Linked DNA regions of Homo sapiens: region 1 is linked to region 2. A link is a contact called in ENCODE Hi-C or POLR2A ChIA-PET data. All regions are on one chromosome and are shown on one strand. Each heading gives the region's core, a stretch centred on a gene start or an enhancer-like site at or near the end of the contact. The rest is flanking DNA. Distances are from core to core; before and after follow the strand shown. Region 1 overlaps BCOR (BCL6 corepressor). Region 2 holds the start of LINC03099 (long intergenic non-protein coding RNA 3099).

Region 1 (2,700 bases), core at 132-2,631, 200 kb before region 2:
AGGAGCCCTACCCCGCTATGGCCGGCAAGTTTGCTGCCCTGGAGCCCTCCCTTACCTCTGGTGTTTGCTGGAAGCACAAGTCCATTTTCCCAATCATGCGTAGGAATGAGTGGCCCTGCCTGGCACGCTGCATCTACCCTGTCCTCATAGGCGCCGCTGCTCTCAGCTTATGGGAAACCAACTGGCTGCCACTTGGGTTTAATCTGCAAGTAACTGAGCTAATTTTCAAATCCTTCTAGAGAGTTCCCTCAAAGATAATCCAGAGATATCGATAAGAAACAAGCTGGTATGAATAGACAAAGTCACATACAACCAAAAATACCTAGCTAGTGCTTCAAAGGACCATCCCACAGGTGTGAGCCAGCATCCCAGTTCCCACCCACACAATCATGCCCCAGGGTGGGCTCTGGGTCAAAGGGAGACTGGCAGCTGGGTCACCCCATCAGGAAAGGCTCAAGGCACAGCAGACTGCTGACTGCAGCATGGTTAAGGTGCATGAGCCTGGGCTCTGGCTGAATTCCGGGAGCCCACAGCTGAGCATGGCCTGGCATGGATCCTGTCGCCCGGGTGCTTCTCCACACTTCACACTCAGCCTGCTGAACCGCATTTTATTTTCACCACGACTCCTAGAGAGCTGATGCCAGCATAAAAAAAAATGTCTTTGCACTGTGGGCTATTACATCACTATCTCAACTGACAAGTGTGTGGTGGGGAGACGCACAGGGGCAGACGTAGGTTTTGAACTGTGAAAAGCGTGATTCCAATGGGAGCCAGTCCTGGAGAGGAGCCGAGTTTGGGGGGATGGGGGGAGACTGGGCTTTGGAGCCAGGCTGCTGGATTATTATCTGTTCAAATCATGTAACGCCTCTGGGACTCAGTTTCCTCATCTGAAAGCGGGAATAATATTAGTTACTACTGCACAAAGATGATGAAAGGGTGAAATGAGTTACTTTGGATCTTAGGGGCTCCGTCAACGTAAGCTATCATTGTCATGGCCCATGCTAGGAGGAGGATGAGCAGGGGGGCTGGGGAGAAGCAGTGAGTTGAGGGAAAAGTCTCAGTCCCTCCCTCCAGAGCCCTCAGCCCTAAGGCTACTGTACCCCCCCACTCAGAAAGAGACCTTAGGTCTGCCCCACCCCCCTCCCTCTGTGACCTACACAGCTACTTCCTGCCTACTCCCCCTACACGGCCACCCTTCCACCCGAAACAGTACAAGCAGCCCCAGATAGAGCTAATAACTTCTCTCCCCCTTGCTAATCAGAATCCAAAAGGGCTCATTAAAATTCCCCTAGTCGCCAAGCCCTGGGTTGTGTCAGATTTTATATCAGAGATAAGTTAGCGAGACTGGAGGATGCCGTAGCAGCCTACCTGCCTGAACACGAACTGAACATCAGAGAGGCCTTTCTTTCCACACCGCGATTGAACAAGCCACCAAAGAGACAGCAGTGAGAGTGGGGCTAACACAAACATCCTGTTGGAGCACCGGCCCAGCCCCGATGTGGAGGGGGCTGAGCTCTGCTCTCCATGTCCCTCCCCTCGCCCACCACAGTCCGCAGGCCCCGCCCCCCAGCCTGCAGCCCCAGGGAGCGCCCACAGGGACACACCTCATAGCCAAGCCTGGCTGCCCGCTGCAGAAGGGTCTCGCCAGCGTTCTTATTGACAATAAGTCTCCGTGCTTCCGGCGGCATAGGGCGAGACTGGGTGGTCTCCTGAGGGGAACTTGAGCATGGCAGCTGTGTGGACTGGGAGGCTGGTAGCAGTTGCTGCAAGCGGTCGAAGGGCTTTGGCTCCTGCTTGGCTGGTGACAGATCATAGTCCGAACTGGGCTCCGGCCGCTTTCTGAATCTCCGGACAGTCACCTATCATAAAACCAAGCAGCGCACACGGTTAAGCCCGTGTCCTTCTAACAGCCGCTGCTTCCCCTCCTCCTCCCCACGTGACAAACCTGCGTGGAGAGAGGCACTTTATTCCTTATCTTTTTTTGGGGGTGGGGGGTGCCTGTCAAAGGAGGGTTTGGGGGAAGGGATTTCATTCTTACTAGTTTGAAACTTCGCTGCCACCCAGAAGACATGCTCCTCTAGGACAGGGGAGTGACGTGTGGTGTGGGGGAGGAGTCCAGGAAAAGGAAAGCTTTGTCCCCTCAAGCTGGGAAGCAGGCAGGCGGGGATGTGTTCGCACAGGCCCCAGAGGGAAGCCGGGGTCAAGAGGTACCTTGCCATCGGCATTCTCCACGTAGTATTCCCCTGTCAGTGGCAATCCCCGCCTGGACTCCTGAGGGATCAAGTGTTTGGTTTTGCACAGTCTCTTCCCGGATGGCTTCTCGCTGTTGTCGGTGTATTTCTGCAGCAGGGAGGCAGCCTGGCAATCCTCTTCTTCGTCTGCACACAGCACATCTGTCTTCTGGTTTTCTTTAATTTTCTGCTGTTTGGCAGGCGGCCTGGAGGCTGGTGCGCAGCTTGGCTGAGCCTGCTTTTTGCCGCCTGCACTGGTGGATGAAAGACTCTTCATGGGCGGAGAGCCGGAGAACACAGGCAAGCCTAAATACGGAGGGGGTGACGGGGTGGCGGGCGGATGGGAGACGGGAGAAGAAGCGGGCGTTACACAGTTGTAGCCAGTGCAGGAAGAAAAGCCCATTGTTAACACTGATCACTGGAGCGGCTTCAGTTTTTAAAGATACACCAATTATGTTTTCAAAGCATT
Region 2 (2,700 bases), core at 188-2,687:
CATGACTAGGGCCTTGGTGCTGGCTGTTGGCTGGGTGGCCTGAGCTCTCTTCTTCACGACCTTTTCATCTGGCTGGCTTGGGCATCTTCAAGTATGGCAGCTGGGCTTCAGGAGGGAGTGTTCCAAGAGGACAAGCCTCAATATGTGAGCAATTATCCTTCCTCTGCTTTTCGTCATGCTCATTAATATTCCATTAGCCAAAGAAAGTCACATGGCCAAACTCAGAGTCAATACATGGGATGTGGGAGGTACGGCTCCTTGAGGGCTGCCTGTGTAACAGTCCAGCCACAAAGGCTTGCCTCGGATGCCACAGCCATTGACTGGTATAGCTGGGATTTGAACCCAAGCCTGTCCGACTCCAGATCCACGCTCCTTCCTCAAGTATTGGTTGAGGCTGGCGTTTGTGGTTCCACTGCCTGAGCCTAGTGGTTAGGCGATTTTCCATCTTGTCTCCAGCCCACCCGTGTCCCTGGTACTCTCTGTGATGTTCTCATCGTACCTCTCCTGCTCCCAACAGAGGGGAGAGAAGCACCCTTCTTCTGCTGGGCTCCCCCTGCCCTTTACTCCTCCATGTTGACTGCAGAGAGCTACTCCTGCTTCCTCCAGAGTCCCAGCCAGGTCGGTGGTGGCCCCATCCCTTCTGACCCCTCCTGCAGCAGCAGCAGCCTGGCTCTGTGGGCCTCATGACCCACATGCCCTTCTGGGCCTCAGCTCAATTTTCAAGGGTACTTTTATTGGGAAAGCGAGGGATCACGAGAACAAAGGCAACATCCTTGAGATAAGCCCAAGTTTACAGCACGCTGTCGTCATCCCAGTGGACTTCCGGTCTGCCTACCAGCTGGGCCGTCCCCTGAGATGGGCCCCCTCCCCTGACCCCTGTCTACACTCAGCCAGAAGCTGATTTGAGCTGGTCCCACAGTGCTGCCTGTGGGAACCCAAGCCCTTCCTGCTCCTATCTGCCTCTGGCTGGATGACGCCCCGGGCAATTCCGCCCACTGTTTTGACCCCAGGCCCCAAACCTAGGTGAGGAACGCCCTCCTCACAGTCCTTCCCTGCTTCCAGTTCAGTGTTGACAGTGAGCAGTGCTCGCTTTGCTATGGCTAGGCCCTCACTCTCCTCTCTTTTCAAGGCCCCAAGAGAGTAAGCCATTTATTCACACCCTATCTTGACAGCAAAGCCGGGGCCTTGAACCTGGGGCACTGCTTTCAGCCATTATTCTTGCAGAGGCCCCAGAGCTCCCAGCCTGCATTTTTGGAGTCTGAGCAGGGCCCACAGCTGTTTTGCTTCAGCTAGGAGTGAAGGCTGACAAAGAGCAAGGTCTCTGGAGAAGGAGGAAATGTTTTCTGGATGCCAAACTGGTGACTGTGGGGAGGTGTGGGGCAGCGGGGAGGGAGGAGCTCTCACTTGTGCCTAGGGAAAGGTCATGGTCAATGAGAAAGCCTTTGATGGGGAGAGTCTGAGATGGGACCCAGGAACATCACCATGAAGCTGTCCAGGATGGATGTGGGACCCTCTGTCAGACCAGGCCAGTTCTCTTAATGTAAGATCAGCAGGCCAAGGTCCTGGGATATGGGAGCTCCCAGGAAGTGGACTGGGATGCCTGAGGGATCCAAGAATTAGCAGTGTCCTGTGTGGTCTCGCTGAGGGAAGCCAGGCAAAATCTAGCGGCTCAGCTGTAACAGCCGGAGCTCTTGGCTCCCAAGCAACAGGAAACAATTCTGGCTTATTTAAGCAGAAAAGGACTTTATCAAAAGGATCTTGGGGAACTCACAAAATAACCAAGAGGGCTGAAGAATACAGTTGGTGAGTCGACCAAGGAGGCTGCACAGCAGTCAGGACCACAGCCAAAGTCAGGCAATCCAGGGATGACCTCGCTGCCAAATCCAGGACTCCCTGGCATACACTGCCACCTTGGGACGTGGATATGGTCCCTGTCGCCCCAGGAACTGGAATGCCATTGACTTGGCGACTGCCACCATCCACCAGAATGGACTTCTGTGCTCCTTGCATCTCTGTATTATTAGTTCCCAACTCCAAGCCTTTGATGGGGGCATCTGATGGATTGAGCCTAAGGTAAGAGCCTATACCAACTGCAATGGCGGCTGGGAAAGTGCCCCTATCTGGGATTTTTAGCTTTTCTGGTGGGAGGCAACTAGGAAGATGAAGGATTCTCCAAACGTGGGAGGAGAGGCTGGAGGCTAGATACCTCACCTAGAAAAATGCAGGGCAGCTGAGTGTTGAAGAAACATGTCTCCAGAGACAGCCTGCGTGTGTATTCCCCCTCCTCCAGATGTCGATGTCGGGGGGCAGGGAGGTGAGGTCAGGAAGTATACGTGGAGTTAGGAACCCTGGGTTCGATTATGAGTCTCCTCTGTCTGTCAACCTGAGATAAGCTATTCACAACCCCGGGGCCTCAGTTGTGCCTCAGTGCCCACTGTCCAGCCTTTGAGCATGCAGAAGGTGTGTGCTAGCTTCTGCTGTCGTGTGGGCCCTCTGGCCGAAAGATGCCCCAAGACTGCCAAAGCCCCAAATGGAATGGGGCTGTTTGCTCAATATAATGATTGAAAGTATGGGTTTTGGAGTCAGGGAGATTGGGGTTTACCAGCCATGTGCCCTTGGATGTGTTCTTTAACCTCTCTGAACCTTAGTTTCCTTATCTGCAAAATGTAGGCATGGTGGCAGGCACACAGCCTCCCTTCC

The links. Hi-C counts contacts between places; a loop is a spot of excess contacts on that map. ChIA-PET counts read pairs that join two places held with the same protein, here RNA polymerase II (POLR2A). Pooled maps may share reads with other maps.
Region 1: a map of sigmoid colon shows a loop between it and region 2 (3-fold over the local background). The contact joins the enhancer-like site here to the promoter of LINC03099 in region 2. A Hi-C loop is called at or near these places in 2 of 168 maps with a recorded cell type or tissue (cardiac septum and sigmoid colon) and 7 of 50 pooled maps. POLR2A ChIA-PET finds 5 or more read pairs at or near these places in 2 of 52 experiments (IMR-90 and naive thymus-derived CD8-positive, alpha-beta T cell).

The regions. Positions count from the first base shown.
Region 1 is chrX:40,060,535-40,063,234 of GRCh38, forward strand. BCOR (BCL6 corepressor) reads right to left here. Exons shown (of 15, transcript NM_001123385.2): 9 at 2,212-2,537; 10 at 1,605-1,859. Among named protein-coding and RNA genes, the nearest start is that of BCOR, 36 kb to the right of the region's middle. Within about 2 kb of position 1,382, at least 2 of the 41 ENCODE cell types and tissues checked have a DNase peak (open chromatin) inside an H3K27ac peak, as active enhancers do.
Region 2 is chrX:40,261,480-40,264,179 of GRCh38, forward strand. LINC03099 (long intergenic non-protein coding RNA 3099) reads left to right here and starts at 1,438. Exons shown (of 3, transcript NR_110386.1): 1 at 1,438-2,073.